Linked DNA regions of Mus musculus: region 1 is linked to region 2. The links are chromatin loops, found by intact Hi-C in ENCODE. Cell type or tissue: gastrocnemius. All regions are shown on one strand. Links, peaks and the distances in the headings refer to the core of each region. The heading gives the core; the rest is flanking DNA.

What was found. Peaks named below come from ENCODE experiments on the same cell type or tissue, not always from the same donor. Only the 100,000 strongest peaks of a DNase experiment are listed, where the experiment ranks them.
Region 1: a loop joins it to region 2, with 2.1 times the contacts of the local background. A loop is called at or near these places in 4 of 42 quality-filtered maps.

The regions. Positions count from the first base shown.
Region 1 is chr2:52,531,159-52,543,076 of GRCm38, reverse strand. All of the region lies in intron 2 of Cacnb4 (calcium channel, voltage-dependent, beta 4 subunit), which reads left to right. Among named protein-coding and RNA genes, the nearest start is that of A430018G15Rik, 110 kb to the right of the region's middle. In gastrocnemius, for the core only: no CTCF peak of the experiment used is centred there; DNase peaks (open chromatin) are centred at 5,193 and 6,306; H3K27ac peaks cover 4,072 bases.
Region 2 is chr2:52,583,547-52,595,464 of GRCm38, reverse strand. The region is part of intron 2 of Cacnb4 (calcium channel, voltage-dependent, beta 4 subunit); the gene reads left to right. Among named protein-coding and RNA genes, the nearest start is that of Cacnb4, 87 kb to the left of the region's middle. In gastrocnemius, for the core only: CTCF peaks have their summits at 4,362 and 5,683 (motif pointing right); DNase peaks (open chromatin) are centred at 4,364 and 4,937; H3K4me3 peaks cover 301 bases; H3K27ac peaks cover 1,420 bases.

The DNA.
Region 1 (11,918 bases), core at 1,932-9,931, 52 kb after region 2:
AGAGAGGAAGTCAGAAATGGGTGCTACTCTTTCTTGAACTCTGGTTTCTGTTGGTCAAAGTACTGGAGGCCACACAGCAGAGATTGTAGGTCAGCTATACTGGGTAAGAGCAGGCTGGAGAAGAGTAAGGAGGTGACGTGGAGAGGCAAGATGAAGGTGTTTTGTCTGAATATATATTCAAATGAGTAGATGAAAGCACACAGTTTGAAAGCACTCCCAAAACACACTTCTGAAGATGTGACTGAAGCTAGGAAGGAGTTGGTGCTGGTAATTTTCCATTAACAAGTGTTTTAGGTTTCATTATGTGGACATAGTTTTCCCTACAGATAGTTTATCTGAGTCTCAATTCTTATGCTAATGAGGACTTGGGGTGGTGGGTGGGTGGGACCTAGCAATAGGGAAAAACTAAAGCTTTGTGAGTAAACTTGAGAAGTGAAGCTTAGAGGGGCTTATGGTTTGGGTGAAGCCCCTGGGAAGTGCTTAGGGTTAAACGAGATCAGGTCTTGAGGGATTGGCTGCAAGCAAGGCCTCCGAGGCTATCTAAGTGGACAGGAGACCTGAGCTAGCACTGGATTCTCGCCAGGTGGTGTGATTTGTGATGTGAGGCGGTAGATGCTTGATGTGGACTCACATCTTCAGAATTCCCAGCTTCAGACTCTGACTTGATCACACATCTTCTTTATGAATTCCCTAGTATGTGGCGTTCTGTTATTCTAGTGGAAAACACATTAGCCTTGCCTTTAATACACAGAGGTCTCCAAAGATAATGAAAGGACACAGAAAAGCACACAGGAACCTGAGTTGGGTCCCTTAGGACCGCCCCCTCCCCTCAAATGTCTTTGTTCAGTCATTGAGAGGCTTTGTAAGTGCAGGGTTAGACTGTGAGCATCTGCAGAACTGGCAACAGTATTCTTTTCTTTTTTTTTTTTTAATTTTATTTTTTTTCCATTTTTTATTAAGTATTTAGCTCATTTACATTTCCAATGCTATACCAAAAGTCCCCCATACCCACCCACCCCCACTCCCCTACCCACCCACTCCCCCTTTTTGGCCCTGGCGTTCCCCTGTACTGGGGCATATAAAGTTTGCAAGTCCAATGGGCCTCTCTTTCCAGTGATGGCCGACTAGGCCATCTTTTGATACATATTCTTTTAAAGAGAGGTGATGACCAAGGAGGGTGGGAATAGAGAGGCAACAATTTCCTTTAGCGTTGAGAGCAGAACTTGAGTGGAAACCATCAGAAGATCATGGGAAATACTCAGAGGCCAGGCCTTGCCACTTTAAGCAAAGCCATACCGATCCTGTATGTGTCTGTTCCAGAATCTATTCTGATAGGTAGTTGCTTACATAGCAGGCTAAACCATGAAGTTCCATGAAGCTGCACACACATGGCTTGAACATATTTCTGAGCCTGTATTATTCTCTAACTGGAAGTTTTAGGAGTTCCATTTTGTTTTCTTTTGTTTTGTTTTTCAAGTAAAAAAGTTAAACTAGTGCTATTCAGGGAGGTTGGTTTAGGAGACAGAGAGCTATAACAGACCTTTTGTTCCTCATTGCTAGGAGGGAGTAGACCCTTACATTGCTCGGGTGCTTACTCTTCCATTGATGAGGAGTCCAGAGTGCAGAAAGAGCTCTGGCCCTGGACAGGTAGATTAGCTGGCCTAGGAAAGAGATGTATGGCCCATCTGTGCCTGAAGCAGAAGGTGGTGTCCTTGGTGATGCTCATCAGAGCTGTTCCCCAGGGGACAGATCGCTGTGGCAGTGGCCATGTGCCCACATCAGATGTACCTCATCTCTTCACATAGACACAATTTTTAGGTAAAGAGGACTCCAAGTAGACTTTTCTGCTGGTCTTAGCAGTTTCTGTGGGTCAGAGCCAGGTGGTTCTCAGTGGGGAAAGCTGGCCCTCGTGCTATGAGAACTCTGCTGCTGGCCACAGCAAAGAGTCTGTTCCAGAGATACGGAGCCAAATGGTTGTTAAGTATCTCCATTGAGAATCATTTCGGTAAGATTTTAATGTTCAGATGTTTACTCCTGTATGTGTGTTTGGTCTGTGGGTGGAGACACTTGACAGAGAAGTAGCAATCAAGTCTCTAAATATCTGTAAGGGGGACTGAAGACTTGGCTCAGCATGTATGAGTACTGCTACGCTTGTAGAGGACTCAGACTTGGTTCCCAGCACCTGTGTAGTGGCTTATGACTACCTCTAACTAAGTTCCAGGGCATCTGACTCTCTCTTCTGTCTTCCTTAGGCTGCTGTGCACACATGATGCACAAACTCACACAGGTACATATAAAATAAATAATTAAATATGTATGGAGGTGTCTTAAAGCTAAGCCAGCTTCACATATTATCAGAACATTGCTTGAATAGTTTCATCTTCAAAATTTACATACTTATAAAGTAATAATTATTTTTTCTTTTTTAAATTTGTTTTTTGAGGTTAGCCTACAAAGTAATGGTCTTTTCACACATATCTATGTACCCTTAAATAATTTTATTTTTAATTCTGTGTGTGCATTTGTGTGAATGCACATAAGTGCCGGTGCTTGGAGAGGCATCCTATCCCCTGGAACTGGGATTATAAGTATCTGTGAGCTGCCTGACTCGGGTGCTGGGAACTGAACTTCAGTAAGCTCAGTGTGCAAGTACGCCCTTAATGGCTGCACCATCTCACTTCAGTGCTGTTATATACTATTTGTTAAAGGTTGGTCCTTTCCCCTCTCTCTTCTGTCCCATCTCTGAGACAGGGTTTCACCACATAGTCCTTGCCGGCCTAGAACTTGTTATGTGGAAAAGGTCATCCTCAAACTATTAAAGTCTGCTTGCCCCTGCCTTCTAGACCTGGGATTAAAGGCACGGGCCACCACATCGGTTCAAAGTTGATTTCTCATGCTACTTTTGGAGCTTTAATTTTGAAGTTATTACGAGTGCAGAGCATAGTGTTATAATGAGGGTGATGCAGACCTTGTTGCACTACTGTGTTTTAAGTTGTGCGTGCATCTAACTTCTTGTGTCAGAGCTACAGCATAATGTGCAGTGTATTTTAACTCTTGGAATTTTATTAGGATTGAGGAATACATTGATAAACACACGGGTTTACTCCGGATTTAAATAATATGCAGGAATACATGTAGCTTAAATGCATTTGCTCATACCTACTTTGCACGGATTCTCCTTAAAACATGAAGAGGAGCAGAGAGGAAGGATAGAGAGGGGGAGGGAGATTCAAATGAGGCAGGAAGAGGACAGGGAAATGCATAGCCTAGATTTTGTGAGTGTTTTGATTCACATCCCTTCCACTAAAACATATTCTGGCTGCAAGATGTGCAGCTCATGGCTCAGTTTTCCCTCTGAGTATTGCATTTGCATCGAGAAGCTGGCTTTCCAAATGCCAGCCAGCAGCTCACTCAAGGATGGAGGCTGAGTCTGACTTAGCAACTGGATTACAGCGATGGCCCGAGGAAGCTGTGGAGAGGGCACATCGGGCACCTCGTTCTAGAAGCCCCACAAGAATTTTGCCAGCTGTGGTTAATCTGACTTTCAAGTGTATATGAATTTTCAGTTCCTAAAAGCTTGCAAAGATGTCCTAAGCAAGAAGCCCCGCCCCTGCATATTAAATGGATGACATCTGAGTGTCCAGATTGCTTTCCTGCAGTTGGTGAGACTATTCAGCAGGCTCTGGCTGTAATGATGTCATTTCTTCACAGGCATTAAAAAAAAAAAAGTTATCTTTTAAACAAGAGTAAATGTTATATGACCTCTGAGGTTCCCCAGACAAGAGGATCAGTGGACAATAGAACTGTTTCTTCTTCGGTCTTCTTCTCTCACTGTAGCAGAATGCATAGATAATCAGCAGGCTCTTTGAAAAGGGTTATTTTGAGTTACAGGTTTAGATAGTCCAGTCTATGGTCTGGTCCAGTCTATGATCTGGCCCAGTCTATGGTCTGGTCCAGTCGATGATCTGGTCCAGTCTATGATCTGATCCAGTCTATGGTCTGGTCCAGTCGATGATCTAGCAGACTCATTGCTTAGCTGTTGATAGAGGTGGCCATGATGGGGAACAGGTGATAGAGATACTGTTCACCTCACAGGCAGGAAGCAAAGAAGGAGGGAGATTTGAGGGCATGCTCCAGATGACGTAAGGTCCTCTCACAAGATGTCCCACGCCCCTCTAGTAGCAGCACCTTAGGTCCAGCCTTTTAACACATGGGCTTTAGAGAGTGAGAACTCAACAGTCAAAATGTACCAGCCACGAGTGACTGGAATTTCCTATCGTCTTGAGGATAGGGTAGTACTGGTAGATGGTTTCCTTCATCTACAGATAAGTAATCTTCATCTTCATCTACGATTAAGTGACAGCCAGTGCTGGTGAAAATGTGGAGGGAGGAACTCTTTCCACTGGTGGGAAGGTAAACTAGTGCAGTCGTTATGGAGATGATACAGAGATTCTTCAAAAGCCAAAAATAGATTTACCGTATGGTCTTACTAATTTAGTATATATTTCAAGGAAATTAATTCAGCATACCACAGAGATACCTGTCCATAGGCATGTTTATGATGGCACTATTCACAAAAGCTAAGATGAAGTCAGTGTAGGTGCCCATCCACAGAGCAGTGAATTAAAAAAAAATGTGGCATGTACACACAGTTGAGTATTATCCAGGCACAAAGAAGAATGAAGTCCCAGCATTTGCAGTAAAATGGACGGAACTCTGTAGGACATTATTTTATTGTATTATTATGCATTACAAGTTAGACTCAGAGAGACAAGCAATATGTACTCTTTCTCATGAGTAGATGCTAGTGTAGCCGTCAAAGTGTGGTCAGTAAAGGATAAAAGTGGAGTTGAGGGGACAGAGAGGTTGGTGATTAGCAGATGCTCTGTGCATGAGTGAGAAGGTTGCACTGAACTCCAATGTTCACAACAGTCTTCATAGGAAACCACTCAGCCTCTGGTTTGAAAAGGGCCCCACCCCCTTTTAAAGAAGATGAAGACTATGTTGGATTTTACCACGAAAGCAGCAGGGCTTTCAACATGCAGTGTTTGAGGAGAGCAGTGGGATCCCATACCCACTTCTCAGCTTCAGGGGTTTATTTTCCTCCACAATTTTTTTGGCCCACTTGAGGGACAACCTGAAGCCAAGCACATTCCGCTATTCCTCTGCCAATTTTCCAGCTTGGTTTCCAGTTCCTGCTTCATAAGCAGGTCAGGTGAGCGGTTGCCACTGGACTCCTGCAGCCTCTTGAGCAAGCCTGGACACCAAAGTCGGTTGTGTTTCCTCTTTTCCATTCAGTTCTTCAAAATTGTAGGCTCCTACCTATCAACAAAACCTGGAGTTATGCCCATTCATGCTCCCACTTCCTCCTGGCTCTTGGGTCTTTCTGAGCAAAGGAGTCTACTCTCCTCCTGAATCACCTCCTGACCTCAGATAATTTTTCATTTAGGAGTGCATCTAGCTGCACTGTGTCTGCAAGGGATAACCCTGCTTTCAGAGAATCCGAAGCCGCCTTTAGATTCCTACCCTTGTTAATAAAAGAATTTAAAAACAGACTGAGAAGCTAAGCACAATTTATTGAAGTGCGAGAGAGCAAGAGGGCAGGCAAGGTGTAAATCTTGACAGCAGCCTTAAGGCAAAGGGTGGAGACGAGAAAGCAAAACCAGGCCTTTTAATGCCAGCGTCTGAGACAGCCAACACGCTCTGCAATGGAGTTTGGCAAGCACCTTTATGGCAGAAGTGGAGTGGCTTAAATGTCCAGAGAATTCAGCGAGAAGGCTCGGGCAGTCAGGGAAAGCTTACCCAGGCTTTAGCCAGTTTCCAAAAGAAAGAGCTAGAAAGAAGGAAAGGCAGGATGTGCCATAGTGCCCTCTGCGAGCCGCTGCCAGCCACCACGAGCTGGTTTTGGTGGACCACACAACACTCTCCCACTGAACATACTTTGGGAGAAGTTAGTGGCAATAGGCGATTGGGGGAAATTGAGAGATTTATTTGTTTGTTTTATTTTATTAACAGCCTTGGAGCTTGAACCTAGAGCTTCATGCATTGTGGCAGGTGTGCTACAGCTCCAGCCTTGTGAGGCCGGGCAGTGGGATGAGTTTCTGTGCATTGAGAGGACAGAAGGAGGGGCTCAGGCAAAGAGGCCTGTTAGAAAGCCGTGGAAAGAACCTGGGTAAAAGAGAATGGAGCTGAGCTAGGCCCGAGTGAGGTGGAAACAGAGGAAGAAGTGATACGGGACCCGTGTGGGATGTCAGTTCATCTGGCTGGTGGCCCATTGGCTTAGAAAGGGAGAGGTACTCTGTGTTTGGCTTAAGTGACTGATGGATAGTCTTGCTGATGAGGCTGGGATGTTGGCCATCTCTTTTGATGTCTTCTGGACGGATCCAGTGAGTGCTGGTCAGGAGCCAGGCCAACTCTTGAGGCTGCAGCTCTCCAGCTGTTGATCTTGACTCCTGGCTAAGAAAGGTACTGATTCCACCAAGGCCCTGTGCAACCAGGTACTTGCTTAAGGATAATGCTGTTCAGGTATATAGTTTCTGGGCCCTACCCCTATCTTCATATACCCTATTGTGCAATATTTAGAAACTATTGAGGGTACTTGTCACATGTTCTTATGTTGTATATTTTCCTGTTGGATAACATTTACCCAGAGTCTCTCCCACCTCTTAATTTTCATAGATGAATTTCTACTCATTATCTGTGAATGTCCGCTGATACATGTAAAAAGAAAAAATGAGTGCCCAGCCATGAAACCTTGGTGATCACTATATTACTCTTTGTCTCTTTCTTAAAACAGTAGACAGCAAACCATAATAGTAGTATAATCTCAAGATCACCATTTGTCAAGAAATATGTCTTGAAGAACTCAACATAATGCAGTTGGGGAAATTCTGGGGTGATGGGGTTCCTTAACCAGAACCATATGTTTGCTGCAAGTTATCTTAGAGTCTTTAATGGGTTCATTCTCAGGACTTTGGTTCAGTTAGTCAAGGTGACTTAGGACTAGTAAACCTGGCAGATACTAAAGGGTGGTGGAGAGATTCTGGGTCATGTTATTGAGCGCTTCTACAAAGAGCTTCCTTCTCTCTCGGGTGCCTGTGTGTGGTCACATTTGGAGCAGTGAACAGTTGGGAAGCAGGAATGTCTGTCTTACTCGTCTCCCTTTCCTTGTATAGCTTTGCAAGCACTGTATGCTCGTACTGAGACAGGCATTCAATAAGTGGTTGCTAGAATGAATGGAAATTCAATAACTTTAATTCCTCTAGGAATCAAGAGGAATCTAGGGAAATGCTTAGAAATGATTTCATGTTATATGGTTGTCAGGGATTCCCAAGGGACACTCATTCATCCTTGGCCACCTATTTTCTCTTCTCTTCTCTTCTCTTCTCTTCTCTTCTCTTCTCTTCTCTTCTCTTCTCTTCTCTTCTCTCCTCTCCTCTCCTCTCCTCTCCTCTCCTCTCCTCTCCTCTCCTCTCCTCTCCTCTCCTCTCCTCTCCTCTCCTCTCCTCTCCTCCCCTCCCCTCCCCTCCCCTCCCCTCCCCTCCCCTCCCCTCCCCTCCCCTCCCCTCCCCCCTCTTTCTTTCTTTCTTTCTTTCTTTCTTTCTTTCTTTCTTTCTTTCTTTCTTTCTTTCTTTCTTTCTTTCAAAGAAAGCCAAGCAAGAGTTGGAGAGATGGCTTGGTGGGTTAAGGTAAATGCCACTATGACTGATCATCCAAGTTCAGTCCTGGAACACAAAAGGAGAGTGGCAAAAGGAGAGTGCTAACCCCTACAAGTTGGGTTCTGTTCTTTGGTGTGCACATATCCATGTGTGCACACACCAAATAAATTATGATTTTATAAAAGAAAGAGAAAATTTTTAAATGAGGGATTACAGGTTTTAGGGAACTAAATGGTCAGTATTTAAAAAAATGCAGTGTGATGTATTTCCAGTTGGACTGTCATGATTGAAATCCACTTTGTGACAATTTAAATCTCCTTCCTATACACACTCTGGAGTTAACTTCCTCTCTGGGGGGCCACCATTTCTAGCAAGTTGGTTTGGAATATCAGCTTTGCTGCATATAATTCACACAGTACACACCACTGACAGGATGTAATTCGGTGAGTTTATTACATCCAGATTTGTTCAACAATCACTGCAATCAATTTTAGACTATTTTAATAGTCTTGAAAGAGAATTCATCTCTGTTAGCAGACACTTGCTGTTTCTCCAGTTTCTATCCTAGGCTGCCTCTGGCCAGACGTTCTAGACGTTTCCTGCATTTTGTGATGCACTGGGTTTGTTCTTCTGAGACTGATGTTTTCACTTTGCATGGTCTTCTTGTGGCAACATATATGAGCATTGAATTTCTTTTGCTGCTAAATAGTATCTCATGGTGTGCATGTTTTATTTCTTGATAGATGGACATTTGGGTGTTCGCTTTCCCCAAACACTCAAGGATAAAGAGATGACTAAGGAGGATATGTTGTCTTTTGTGGAAGCACATGGTAGTAGGATATCCTAAAGAAGTGGAAGCAAGAATATAATGGGTCGGAGACTATACTTTGGATAGGTGAAATGGTTCAGTGGATAAAGGTGCTTGCTATACAAGCCTAGAGACCCAAGCTCAATCCTGAGAAGTCACAGAAAGATAGAAAGCCTTCACTCCACACAGTTGTCTTCTGACCTCCACCCATGTAAGGTGGTGCACATCCCTACACACATATCATGCCCACACACAATAATACATAAATAAATTAGTTGATTAAAAACAAAGACACATAGCACAATGATATGCAACAAAAATGTTGAATGAGGGAAAGAAAAGTACAGCCCTGTGATGTTGGTGTTTTTGTGCGTAGGGACATGAGACTGCTTTACACCGCCCTGAGAGTAAATGGCATAAATCATCCTAGACCAGGTCCAGCTCTGACACTGCGAAGGGCGTACTCGAGGAGATTAGCGACTGGTCACAGAGAAGATTGGAAGATATTTTGTTTGGGAGTAATGCTGTCGGTGCAGTAATATTCTTGTTTCTTCTTATTTGTTCTCATTTGCAAGGACATTTTCAGGGACATTTTCTTGAAAATAGAATCTTTGCCACTTCCTTGGATTGTAATTTAGCAGCTGTGTTATTATCAGAGCTATTATGTCTGTGATGGCCATACCGGAAATCTGTGACTCTCTAAATGAGGTCAGTTCTCTGAATGAGCTCCATGCAAACCAGCCTTCTCGTGTTCCTCTCTGTAAGCCACATGAGAACAAACAGAAATGATGGGAAGTCAGTCAGGAACGTAGACTAATTTGAGACAGACAAAGATATTTTAGTTGTCATGGTACTTGGCACTGAGATTTTTTTTTTCATCCATTTCTTTGTAAACCTTCTTCCCCGCCTTCTTCAAATCTTTCCTGCCAGTAAGGGAATTAGTCAACCCATCCTAGTTCATTTTTTATAAGCTACTCACAAATAGTTTATGTAAAGAATTCTGCCTAAATGAGACTGCACTCTAACTCTATGGCCTTGAGTTTTGCTTGCTGTTGAAAGAACTGGGGACTGTATTGGTTCAGAGTGAGGGCCCTCAAGGGTCACCCAGGAAGAGTGCATAGCAAGGTGACATTGTGATATCACTTCAGGGCCACATGTCGGGGCTGTACTGGCTGGTTTTTGTGTCAACTTGATACTAGCTGGAGTTAGGGCAGAGAAAGGAGCCCAAGTTGAGGAAATGCCTCCAATGAGATCCAGCTGTAAGGCATTTTCTCAATTATTGATCAATGGGAGGATCCATTGTGAGTGGTGCCATCCCTGGGCTGGCAGTCCTGACTTCTATAAGAAAGCAGGTTGAGGAGCCAGAGGAAATATCACTCCATGGCCTCTGCATCAGCTGCTGCCTCCAGGTTCCTGCCCTGTGTGAATTCCAGTTCTGACTTCCTTTGTGATGAACAGCAGTGTGGAAGTGTAAGCCAAGTCAACCCGTTCCTCTCCTGCTTGCTTCTTGGTCATAACATTTTGTGCAGCAATAAAAACCCTGCCTAAGGGGCCTTGCAAACACATAAGTGGATGCTCACAGTCAGCTATTGGATGGATCACAGGGCCCCCAGTGGAGGAGCTAGAGAAAGTATCCAAGGAGCTAAAGAGATCTGCAACCCTGTAGGTGCAACAACATTATGAACTAACCAGTACCCTGGAGCTCTTGACTCTAGCTACATATGTATCAAAAGATGGCCTAGTAGGCCATCACTGGAAAGAGAGGCCCATTGGTCAGGCAAACTTTATATGCCCCAGTACAGGGGAACACCAGGGCCAAAAAAATGAGAATGGGTGGGTAGGGAAGTGGGGGGGAGGGTATGGGGGACTTTTGGGATAGCATTGGAAATGTCATTGAGGAAAATACGTAATAAAAAAAAGAAAATATCTAATAAAAAAATAAAAAAATATATAGCTATGAAAAAAAAAAAAACCCTGCCTAAGACAAGGGCCCTAAGTCAGACTACAGCAGACTAATAACACATTCAATGTTGAATCCCTGATGTCCTTGAATCCCTGAGTACTTCAAGTTAAGACAGGAGCACTTGGGTAACTTTCTTAAGTTCCTTGTGCAATTACATTGTTCACTAAGGAGATAAGATTTATTGTGAAGGCAGCGAAGCCTTGTAGATCTATATATTGGTGTGTCAGCAAGTCAAAGTGCTATAAATAATCATTTATACATACATTCTCTACCGAGCATCTAAATGTCACCAAGTCTGACTTCCAACACTATGCTGATGGTTACAGTCACCATCATAATAGAATAGAATAGAAACAGAAGATGCTTTTAATGAGGAAATGTTAAGGAGTTTAGGGTAGAGGACCAGAGAGCCATGCATATGAATAGTGCGGAGGGATCAAAGAGTGGGGTGGGCTTTGTGTGTCAAAAGAAATGGATTTATGGTGATTTTCATTTAATGACAAGTTTTTGCCATTGCTTTTACTTTTCTTATTCTGTCTCTTAATCAGTAAAATGGGGAATAGAATATCCTTATACTCTGACATCCATATAGGTGACATCGAGAGAGTTAAGTGCCAGTGAGTTCAATGTTTAGAGATAGTGGTTTACAGTTGAAAGGCAGCTTAGGATGACTGACACGAGGCTGGGGAGATTTGGCCTAGAGCTGAAACATAAGCACAAGAGAAGTTGACATTCACGTGCTGCTAGCAGGACTGTCTCTGGGATGCTTCAAGCAAGAGGAAACCATGCTGTCGTGTGTGTGTGTGTGTGTGTGTGTGTGTGTGTGTGTGTGTGTGTTTTGGGGGTGCTTCCTTCTCACTGGGAGAGCCCTAGGAGCCCTTTGCTCCCCATTGCTGTTGCTGGTGGTGCTATAGCCTCTTAGTGTGCATTTCCTGCATTCAATCAGCTTCCTCCACCTCTGTCATTCCTAATCCCTTCAGTTTAGTGCAGAAACCATGCCCCTGATACCTGGGTACCCATCTTCCCCCACTACTCATCCCTTTGTCCTCTTTCTCCACCAGTTCTGTTACATTTTCATCTTTTCTTTGTTCAGCATCTTGCCTGTGAAGTGTTGAGCAAAGCCAGAGCCCATCCCTCAATCTTCTCTCGCTGACACCTGTGCTTCACCCCTCATTCCTTATGCCATGTCTATATTGGGGGATGTCAAGTAAACTATGGCCTTTCATACGCCTGACACCCCTGTGTCCTGTACCCCACAGCAGTCTTTTTCTGGTGAAGGAACTGGGGCACTCTTGACATTATAGTTCATGTTCCTGCCTAATCTCATTCTGGGGCAGCCTCTTACAGCTTCACCTATTTATTTTACTATGTTAATTCTTTGAGTGTTTTTCATATATGCATATAGTTTATCTTGATCACATTGTCCTCCATTCCTTCTAACTCCATACAGGCCTTCCAATGTTCATGCATGTGTAGGTGTGCACATGCA
Region 2 (11,918 bases), core at 2,055-10,054:
TTCTCTCCTGCGTAACCCCCTAGAAGTTCCATTCTGGCAGCTGCTGAGGAAATATGGGCTTAGTGATATATCCCAGCCACACAGTCTTTGCTATGCGCTGTTCTCTTTCATTATCAATTCTGTATATACCTACTTTTTAAAAAGATAATTTAATTTATTTTAAATTATGTGTATATATGTGTGTCTATGTGTGGGTATGTGTCCAAGAGTATAGGTACCCGAAGAGGCCAGAAGAGGGAATTGGATCCCTGGAGCTGGAGTTATAGGCAGTTGTGAACTGCTCAGAGTGGGTGCTGGGAACTGAAGCTAGGTCCTCTGGAAAAGCAGGAAGGGCTGTTAACCACTGAGCTATCTCTCCAGTTCCATCTTTTCGTATTTATTTATTTATTTATTTATTTATCTCTTTATTTAGTGTGTGAGCCATCTCTCCAGTTCCATCTTTTCATATTGATTGATTGATTGATTGTGTATGTGTACGTGTGTGTGTGTGTGTGTGTGTGTATGTGTCTGTGTGTGTGTCTGTACCACCTCAGCATGCATGTGCCTCCTGTCTACGACTGTCCACTCTGTGCACCCCTGACTGCCATCATTCACAGTGCTGGGCTATAGTCAACCTTTCAGAGATCCCCAGGGAAGGAGAGTGCTCTTGTGTTCAGAATCTAGCTCTGGATTTGCTAGCTGGGTGACCATATGCCATTTGTTCTCTGCGTCTCAGGTTTATCCACCTCCACCCAAGTCATTGGTGATGTGAACACTGAAGGTATCCCAGGGTTCACACTAAAATCAGCATGGGCCATGGCGTCTGTTTTTGGCGTGTTTGCCACGCCCTTGTTCACGTTCTTCTACTGTACCAATTGAGGATGCTATCTCATCGTCACTTTCGGTAGCTCTATTACTTCTGCCCCACTGAATCTGAAATGAACTTAAGTCCTAAAAATCTTCCCATGTTCTGGATTGTTAAGCCCGCCAGTTGTATCCTGTTAAACGTGAGTAACAAGTATCTCAATGGGAGAATAGCATCTACCTCACAGGCTTGACCTGCTGTGTGGCTTGCCATGGCACGTGTAACATAAATGGCATACTGTCTAAAATATGGTAAAAAAGAAGACATGCTAGCCATAATCTTTATCATCGCTACTTGTTTAACACAGCTTAAGTTAATGGTTCCAGATGTAACGCAGTCAGTGAAGATTATTAGCGAATCTAACAGAGAAAGGGAACTCTACTTAAAGCTAATGAGCTCATGGTAAGTTAGTGGCTGAGTGCAATAGGTGATCAGGAAAACGTAAATGTTTGGACACTGTTCATTGATTGTTCCTGTTTTCTCGTAGTTTAGATTTATTTTTATTATTTCAAGTTATATATGTGTATGTGGAGGGGCTATGTGCACATGTGTGAGTACAGGTGCCTTCGGAGGCCAGAGGCATTGAGTCATCCCAGAGCTGGAGCAACAGGTGGCCGTGAGCCATCCGGCGTGGGCACAGGGACCGGAACCCTGCAAGGGCAGTGCACACACTTAACTGCTTAGTCATTGCTCCAGCCCCTCAACCCTTTAACGCTTGCTATAATTTAAAATTTGAATTGCAATATATCTATATCTATATCTATTTATATATATTTCAACCCTAGATAAAAAGATAAGACATCACTTGGTTATTTCTTAAAGTGTGCTGTACTCTCTAGCATTCAATCAGTTAAATATTTAATTTACTTACTTATTTCTGACACAGAGTCTTGTTTATGTAGCTCAGTCTGGCCTTGAACTCAAGACCTTCTTGCTTCTGTCTACCAGTGCTCATATTTGCATGTGTCCTTTTTCTTGATGGTTTTGAGCAGGTGGCTCTCACAACAGGAGAAGGAAAAAGACCAGGACAATTAGGTATCAGATGTCTGCAGAGGGAGACTGGGCTGACTGCAGACTGAAGGTATCCAGACGCTGACTGTATTTTCCTGTGTTGTCTTGAAAACCTCGGTCCACAGCTGCACAAGCATAGCATAGAGCAGGCCATTGCTCGAGCACAGATGTTGCTGTGTGCTTATGTGCAGGCGAGGATCCTCCCTACACCGGATCAACTTTAATTTTAGAGTAGTTGTAGATGTACAGATGGCCCTGTAGTCATCACCAAGGGTTTCTGGGCCTATCCTGGGGGGGAAGGGGTATATTCCTGCCCTATTATCATCTGACTGTAGTCTGGCACATTTGTTATAGTTAATGGACTGGTAATATTGACTTTGCTTCATTTAGATTTCCTTAGCTTTAGCCTGGTCCCCCTGACTCCCCACCCCCTTTTGTCTTAAGGTCACACCCAGGATGCCACATGATATGTAGTTGTCACATCTGCTAGGCTACTTTGGGATGTGACAGTTTTCTCTGGCCTATTTTCCACCCGCTTTGAGCTAATTTTTAAGAGGTGTCCTTTCTCGACTCAGGGAAGTGCAGGATGGTGATATTCATAGGGACATTCAACTCCCTCGTGAATCTTTCCATCAACAAATACTTACAGTACTTAGAGATGAAGTAGCTGAACCTAACAAAGGAGCCACAGTACATTGCCTTCCTTGTCTCATGCCAAGCCACTTTGCCCTTCACAGTGTTTGAAGATTCCCCCGGGGATCTTGTTAAAATGCAGACTTGTTTGGAACTTTCACAGCGGGGGTCAGGGTTTTGTGTTTTTAACAAGCTCCCAGGTGCAGCCATGCCACCCCTCCTCACCCTTAGGATGCAGACCCCACACTTAGGCAGAGCTCCACACCGGCTAGTGAGAGCCTGGGGAAGGATGGAGGATGGAGTGGTAGGTAAACTGCATGTCTGCCAGCAAGATGTTTGCAACTTAGAGAACAAAACGGGAGAAATAACCTAGACACAGAAGACTCAGTCTTGTGGGATTCGGTACATACGAGGTATTAAATGCAGAGACAGAAAGTAAAGTGGGATCACAGCTGTCTCGGGGAGGAGGGAATGGGGAGTTGGTGTTAGATGTGTACAGACTCAGTTTGTACAATGAGAAGATTTTGGAGGTGGATGGCAATGAAAGTTGCACAAAAAAAAAAAAAAAAAAAAAAAAAGCATGTCGTTAATACCACCGAACGGCACATTTAAAAAATTGTCAAAGTAGCAATATTTCTGGTGTGTGTATTCTACCACAATTGAAAACACTCTTTAAAAAGACACTGTGAGGGCTGGAGAAGTTAAGAGCACTGGCTGCTCTTCCAGAGGTCTCAGGTTCAACTCCCAGCACCCACATGGCAGCTTACAACTCTAACTCCAGTTGCAGGGGATCTGATGGTGCTTAACACAGACACAAAACAGTGCCCATAAACCAAAAATAAAAAATTGCTTAAAAGACTAGGTGTTAGAGTTGTCAGGAGAAAGATGAATGATGTCAGTAGAAGTTCAGACATGGAACTTGGGTAATGTGACAGGCACAACGTGCTTATAGACTCATTTCTAACAATGCTTTGAGGCAGCCACTTGTCATCTTGCTGTCCAGATGACAGGATCAAGAAGGGTCACAGAATGGGTTTGGAGGGCTGTTTTAGTCAGTGAAGTACTTGCTATTAATTCATCAGGACCTGAGTTAGATCTTCAGACCCAAAATGGAAAAGCCAGGCGTGGTGGCATGTCGCTGTAACCCCTGTGTGAGGGAGGTAGAGGCAGACAGAACCCTGAGGCTCCTTGGCCAGTCAGCCTAGTGTGAAGAGCTCTGGGCTAAATAAGAGACTCTGTTTCAAAAACCAAGTTGTCCAGCTCCTAGACACCACACCAAGACTGATCTCTGGTCCTTACATGCATTCTTTAGGGTCTCAACAGTGTCTTCCATGGTCGATAGTCAACATACATGGGAACAGTTTAAAGCAAGATGACGGGGCCCATGGGACTGTTGTGAATTGAGGAGAGCATGTCCCATTCAACCAAAATTCCAGGGACTTAGGCCACTGATAGGCTTGGGTAATATTGAAAGTTGGGAGGTCCTCAGATCCCTGATGATGTGCGTGCGGCCTGCGTCATGGGCATGCAAGACCATAAGACACATGGTGCATGTCTTCCTGGCTGTGTCAGTAGAGTAGGAATGAGTGCAGTTTCACCAAGTGCCGTAACTATGATGTTTGTAATACAGCAAGGATGGGTGGAGTAACTCCTGAGGGTAGGCAGTGTCCTGAGCACTCTGCTGTGGCCTCTAATGACCCATTCACTCATGGTTGTTATCTCTGTCGGCCACAGGGCAGAGCGGGCCAGGATGAGCACAGCAGAAACCCAGGGTGAACTGGTTGCACTTGTACTACTGTTAATTAACTCCAGCTTTCTGAAAGCTGCTGCTTTTGTTTCTTCATGGCACTGTACTACAAGAGCAATTTAAACAGGAACCGCTAGATGTCGCCACCCAGTGTTTCTTAAATGTGGCAGAAGCAAGGGACAGGGCAATTCTCCCTCTACCTTGAAGACAATGGAGCAAAAGCTCGATCATTTATGACTTCCTGTTGGAAAGTGTCACCCTGAGCAGCTACCACAGTGGACTATCTCCTTTCCACCCTTTGCCTTAGCTGACTGTTTGCTTGTGGGTTTTTTTTTTCTTTTTCTTTTTAATTTTACAAAAGGCAATGGGAACTGTCATTTCATACGTCAGCTTCTTCCCACACCAACTACAGGAGCTGCTGTAGGCAGGAGGGGAGGACAGAATTGACCACAGGGGCTTTGGTGGAGGTGGGGGTGGGGGGAAGGGAAGGAGTGAGGGAGGAGGGAAGGAGAGTAGGGGTAGGAAAGGCAGCTTGCTTCCTATTTAAATGCACTTATGAATTGCACCAGTGCTATAATTAGGCCCTTACTCCCAGCACTGGCAGGAGCGCAGCAAATATATGCTCAGCAGAGGCACAGTGGACCTTGTAAATTGTGTGAGACAGCAAGGAGCACCTGGGCAGGGAGGCGAGAGGGTCCTGCGCCTCTTGGTAGCAGAGGGTGATGGAGGGACACGTGCTGTTGGCTTTTTCAGAAGACAGGAGAGGGGAGGAGAAGCTTCATGCTGCCCTGGATAGAGGAAACTCACTCGTTTAGCACTGAGTTATCCAGTGTGCGGGCTCTGCTTCAAGTGCCCACAGAAGAGAATCACATTGAGCAAATCAGTCAAGTAAGGCTTCCCTCTTTCCCAGCTCCAGGCACTTTCTCTTCTGTGAACTTGCAGAGGATTCTCTAGCTCTAAATCCCATCAATACAGTGACAGATGACTTTTTTTTTTTAACTCAGTGCATCTAAGGCAGACAGTGAAGAGAACGTTCTTTAAAACAACGATATGTAACACAGACAAAGGTAGGCAGGGAGGTGGTGGGGGACCACGGGAAAACCTTGGAGCATTCATGGGAACTCATCTCTTAGCTTTTGGGCAGGAGGTTGAAGTACACAGGGTGAATTGGGAGCTGATTGAAAGGCAGGGCTGAAAAGGCTGCGAGAACGGCTGCACAGAGCTTTGGGAGACTCTGGAAAATCAAAAGAATGGTGCAGAGCAATGCTTTCAACTCAAGGAGGAAGAGGTCAGCCACAGACCAAACGCTGTGCTTTCTAGAGCCTTGCAGAAATGGTTTGTGATCAGGTAGAAGGCAATGCTTTGCCTCGGCAATAGAAGGAATTTGAAAAAAAATAATGTATTGTTTAACTATGTGTACCTTTGCGTGGGTCTCTGTGTGCACATACACATGGAGGGCAGAAGAGGGCAGCAGATTCGCTCTAGCTGGAGATAAAGTGGGTGTAAGGTGCCCAACAGATAGTGGGGACCAAACTTGGGTCCTCTGCACAAGGAACAAGTGTTCTTAACTGATAAGCCATGGCTCTTGCTCGAAGAATGGTTTATTACATTTTATTTATTTATTTGTTTGTTTGTCTATCTATCTACCTATTTATTTATTTATTTATTTATTTGATTTACAGTGTGTATGGGGGTAGGGTACATGCATGCCACAACATGCGGGTGAAGGTCAGAAAGCAGCTTGCAGGTGTCTCTTTTCTCCTTCCACTATTTTGGTCCCTGCAGCAAGTGCCTTTACTCCCTGTGCCATCTCACTAGCCTGACAGCACACATTTTGAAAATTTGGAACAACACTATTGAAGCTTTCCTTTGTGTTATTAATCCATACAGAGACTTTGTGTTAATCCACGAAATGCAAAGACTAAGCTCTCTCAAGTGGGAACACTGCTAACATTAGTCGTAACTTCTCCTCACTGGAGGGAATCAAAATTACTTCCATCTGCGTCCCGCGTCATCGCCAACACCACCTAGAAGGGAACTGGAATTCATATTCATTCATTCACACTCAGGACATTCAGATAGGAAGACTGCTGTGAATTTGAAGCCAGACTGAACTAATAGGGAGTTTCAGGGTAGGCCGGGCTACAGAATGAGAGTGTGCATCTCTGTCTCTCATACCATATAAAAACAATAGCAACACTAATAAGACCCTACTACACATTTGAGCCATGTATTATCTTATGGGATTCCATAAACAGAGGACCCCCAAAGAGATGGGAATTTCCCCAGGAATCTCATTCTGGGAGAAAAAAAAGGGTGCCAGCCCAGAGTGGGAAGTTGTCTGCTGGGAAGAGATTTTACACAGCTTTAATAACCTTTCAGACCATCTTACAGGATGAGACAGAAGCCCAGACAATGAAGAGCTGACATTTGGCAGGACCACACCTTGACCAGGACTGCCTGAAGACACAGATTGACTTGGGGGTGGGGAGGTCACTGGATTGTTTTGTTCCTGTATGTTTGATAGACGGTAGGAAGATGAGCACCCCAAGACCCAGCACCTAGGGGTTCAATAACTTGTCCAAGGTGATAATATTCTAGTAGGATATGTTGCATATTTGACCTCATATGGATTCTAACTAAAATGAATAGATTCCATTAATAACGACTTTGTTTGGAGGAAGTACCTTCTGAGTCTTTCTGTGCAGACTCTAGGGCGTGGCACTCTGCTACCTCAGAGCTGATGTATGTGCAGACAGACAGCCCAGCAATACATCTCCTATCAGTGTCAGTGCCATATAATGTGTGTGGCACTTAAAAAATCCTTAAAATAATATATTCCTAAGTCATTGAAAGAGTACCAACATAAATGTTTAAAGCAAGCAGAAAAGGGGGTGAGGGAGAAACTCATCTTGCAACTGTTTTTTTTGTTTTGTTTTGTTTTGTTTTGTTTTGTTTTTGTTTTTCAAGACCGATTCTCTGTGTAGCCCTGGCTGTCCTGGAACTCACTCTGTAGATCAGGCTGGCCTCGAACTCAGAAATCCACCTTCCTCTGCCTCTGCCTCTGCCTCCCAAGTGCTGGAATTAAAGGCGTGTACCACTACTGCCCGGCTTAAAACAAACAAACAAACAAACAAACAAACAAACAAACAAACCAACCGTGTAGCCCAGGCTTGTCTCGTGATCCTCCTGCCTCTGCCTCCTTCAGCAAATCCTACTGGTGTGCACCACTACCTGCAGGACTGTGTTTAGGAAGGTGTGTGGTGCCAGGAGTTCCAGCGTTCATGTGCCTCCTTCAGGCCTTTCCTAAGCCACTGAAGGGTGGTCTGCAGCTTCTTCTGTGGCCTTACACTGAGTGTGTGAGTGTGTGTGTGTGTGTGTGTGTGTGTGTGTGTGTGTGTAACTTTTGGGAATCCTGAGCCCTTTCAGGTCATTCTCTGGTAGGATAACTGACAGCATTTTCTTCCCTCCCCCACCCTCCCTCCTTGCCATTTCTGTGTTTGGAATAACATCTGCTATGCAGCAAGCCACAAGGTTTACCCATTGCCATCCTTTGATCTCACTATGTATCTAGGATAGCTTTGAACTCATGGGAAACAAAGTATCCTACTGCCTCCGCCTCCTGTGGAGCTGAGACTATAGGCCTGCACCACTGCACTTGGCTAGAAACAAAATTTTTGAAGACAATTAAACATCACATGTCCCTGGTATTTTGTCATAGTTTCGCCCTCTACCCACTGCTGCCTTGCTACTTCCTGGTTCTCCATAGCCCCTGGGCTCCCTCTTGCTTGAATCACAGCCTGCTGGAAGCTCCTTCCTCCCAGAGCACTTCTTACTCCAGGATTCATGTTTTCAAAAACTAGATGGACTCTGCCTTGATTAAGGGGGCTTTTGCTCATGCCTCAGCTCCCAGCAGACAGAGGATCCCAAAGAAATGGAATTTTCCCCAGTAATCTCATACCTGGGGAAGGAAAGAATGTTAGCTCAGAGGGGCATCTTGTCTCCAGGGAAGAGATTTTACACAGCTCCAACAACTTTTCAGACCATCTTATAGGATGTGACTATAAGTCTTTGGCAGGACCACACCTTGACCAGGATTGGTTAGATGTGTGTACCCTTGGTCCCTGTTTAAACTTTGATATCACTGAAGTCCTGAAGACAAAGAAGGACTTAGGGGGTTCACTGGCTCACTTTGTCCCTTTTTCCATTGAATAAAGCTTTTTTTCTGCTTTTTTACTTTTAAGTTGGCTCTTTTTATTGGCACCTTGAGGTCAGTGGTCAGAGCTGATTTGGGGCACAGGTTGTGACGCCGCCGCCCCCCCCCCAAGTCTGCTAACACTATCTCCTTCCACCTCCCCTGTGCAAGGTTTCCCGGACCAGGCAGACTGTCCAGAGGCTGGCCACAATGGCGATGTAGGCCATGCTCTGAATGCAGCCTCCTGGGCTTGGGTCTGGATGGCTGTTAATTACTGTACCCTTTGGCAGGTCAGCCAATAATGTGTAAACTGCACGTTCTGCTGGTGCTTTCAAGGTAGGTTGTGGAGATGGTTCGGTGCTTAGAGTAATACTTGCGATTCCGTAAGCATGAGGAAGCCTTAGCTGCCTCAGTAACAGCTGCAGGTGAGAGCCTCCATGAAGAGCCACTGGCTCGGTCACTGTGGAATGGGCGGGTCTGTGCTCGTATGGCACCTGGTTGTATTTCTGTTCACCCTGTGCCTGGATCTCATGGGAGGGATTCCTACTCACCTCCACAAGTCTCTATACCAGGGCTGAGGGCCCAGACTTGAAAGTGATGCAGAGTACCTCTGCTGAGAATAGGTGGCTGTCTTAGTTAGGGTTTTACTGCTGTGAACAGACACCATGACCAAGGCAAGTCTTATAAAAAGCAACATTTAATTGGGGCTGGCTTACAGGTTCAGAGGTTCAGTCCATTATCATCAAGGTGGGAGCATGGCAGCATCCAGGCAGACATGGCGCAGGAGGAGCTGAGAGTTCTGTATCTTCATCCAAAGGCTGCTAGTGGAAGACTGACTTCCAGGCAACTAGAGTGAGGATCTTATACCCACACCCACAGTGACACACCCATTCCAACCAGGTTACACCTATTCCAACAAGGCCACTCCTTCAGATGGTGCCACTCCCTGGTCCAAGGATATACAAACCATCACAGTGGCCGAGTGGACATGGGGAGGTGGATAGGGAGATCACCAGGTGAGGTGACTAGGTCAACAGCAATACTAAGAATGATGTACACTGTAATGGTTTTAATTCTTGGGTGGCATTTACGCTTGTCGAGAGCAAACTCTGGGATGGAAGAGGCTTCCTCTATGACTCGAGCATGTTAATTTTGAGTGTTCTTCAAGATCGCTTGTCCTGGGGTGAGCTGGTCTCCTAACTGTAAGAACAAAAACAACTAAGAGTATTAACATCACTGCATCCTTGCGAACAGATAGACGGCAAGCTATTTCCAACTATAGTATATTATCCTGTAATATAAGATACCTGTGGTGGGAGTGGGAATCGGAAACTAGAGCCACAAGAAGCTCATCCACAAAGGGAAAGCTTAATCAGGAATCCCAGCTGACTGCCTCAACGTCCCTAGCTGACTTCTGGTGGATGTTTGTAAGCCCTTGCTTTGATAATGTTATCTATTGATTGCATTCTTAACCGGGCTACTCTGGTTGTCTCTGCTTGTTTTGAGCAGTTTGAAAATTTATCTTCTACTTCTCTCTGCTTACTTTAACTTGCTAGATCCTTAATAAACTCCCCCACTCAGGACTGAAAACAGGGCTATCACTGATCATCCAGATTATATAGAACAACTGAGAAGGAAATGCTTTGGTGAAAGAGAAGTAAAGAGTCTAGACACGCTGAGCTTGTGTGTTGTGAGTCTAGACATGCATCAGTAACAATGATGACTGACAACCAGGGCCATAGTGGACCACACTGATGGAGTAATATGCTCTGGTCTCTGTACCCAGCCCCCCCCCCCTGCCCCCCCCCCCCGAGACTCTGACTCACCTATTTCCACAACAGTTTAATGAAGAGGACCCCAGATGCAGACTGGTTAAATCACTTGTGTAAGGCCATTCTGCTAATTGCGGTCAGACAGTCTAGAGCCATAGCTTACACATTTCCCACTACTCTCCCTAAACTCTGTGTCTGTAGTTTCAGAGGATGGCAGGTCTGAACATACAGGCATATATGATAAGGAATAATATTGCCAGAAATACCAAATTGCCAAAGCATTGTAATGTATACCTTTGATTCTAGCGCTTGGGAGGTAGAGGCGGAAGAATTACTAACTCAAGGCAGCTTCAGCTATGTAGGGCATTTATGGTCAGCCTGGGCTACATGAGATCTTGACTCAAAACAAACAACAAACAAACCCATCCACAGGTGGTAGAATTTGACATAGGATACAGTCTCAGCTTTCAGTTCCCATGGGAGACCCTAAAGAATGTTATAGGTGTTGGCTGAAAGAGTATCCTTTTCTGGCTTTGGTGAACATCATAGTTGAAGATGCAATTATGTGACAGAAGGTGGGAAAAAGTTCCCAGTGAAGTCCACATTACATTGATACATTATTGGTTGTCGCCCTCCCTTCACCTTTCAGTCAACAAGGTTTCTTTATAATGCTTGCAAATTCCTTAACTTAGCACTCTTGACCGAGAAGGGTGAAGTGTTACTATAGAGGGTACCTAGGAAGAAACAGATGTGGGAGCAGACTCCTAGCTCGACACTCCCTGCTGAGTTTTATTTAACAAAGAATATACGAAGTAGTATAGTATAATGAAACACTTGTTATGTCCTGGAGTTTGTTAGTAATTTTCATTTAACTTTAAGAGTGGCGTAGCCTGGACTGAAACAAAACCAAGTGTGGCTGCTAATGGTTTATTTGTACTCTATAAGCCATGTTTAATTACACAAGAGCAGGTTGAACACTGTGGCTCTCAGCTCTCACTGTGCATTAGAACTACCAAGGAGCTTGGAGAAATTGCACACCTAACCCCAACCCCTTCCGTTTCAGTCCAGGGACACGAGAATAGAAGTGTGGAGAGAAGCGTGGCTGGGGATGTTTGTTGTGTTGACTAGTGCATAGTTAATATAGTTGTGCTGCCAAATCGAGAGACTGGAGTAAAGGTTTTGCTCTCATTCCACAAATTCATAGAAATGATTTTTCTCTGGAGATATAAAGTGTGGGATCCTTAGCAGAACTGGAAATAATAAAGGTGCATACACTTAAATGACAGAAAATTTTGGTGCATTGCTGGAAGACATCAGGAGATGAACTTAGGTGGCTGGAGAGATGGCTCAGCAGTTAAGAGCACTGACTGCTCTTCCAGAGGTCCTGAGTTCAATTCCCAGCAACCACATGGTGGTTCACAACCATCTTCTGTTCTGTTTGTATTCATACACATTAAATAAATACATTTAAAAAAAAAGAAGATGGACTTAGATTAGGAGAACAGATAGTCCCCACCCCTCACCCCGAAGCCCATGTGCACTGCCCAAGGTGAACACACAGCTGGGAAACCTAGAGGAGACGTTCCGAAGTAACTTTAGTTGGCCTCTGAGTGATGATCAGGGTAATTAATTAAAAGACACTCAGTTCCCACGTTGTTTCATTGGTTAAACCACTTAAGGCAGCATTTGTTCCCAAGCTAAAGCTACAAGAATAAA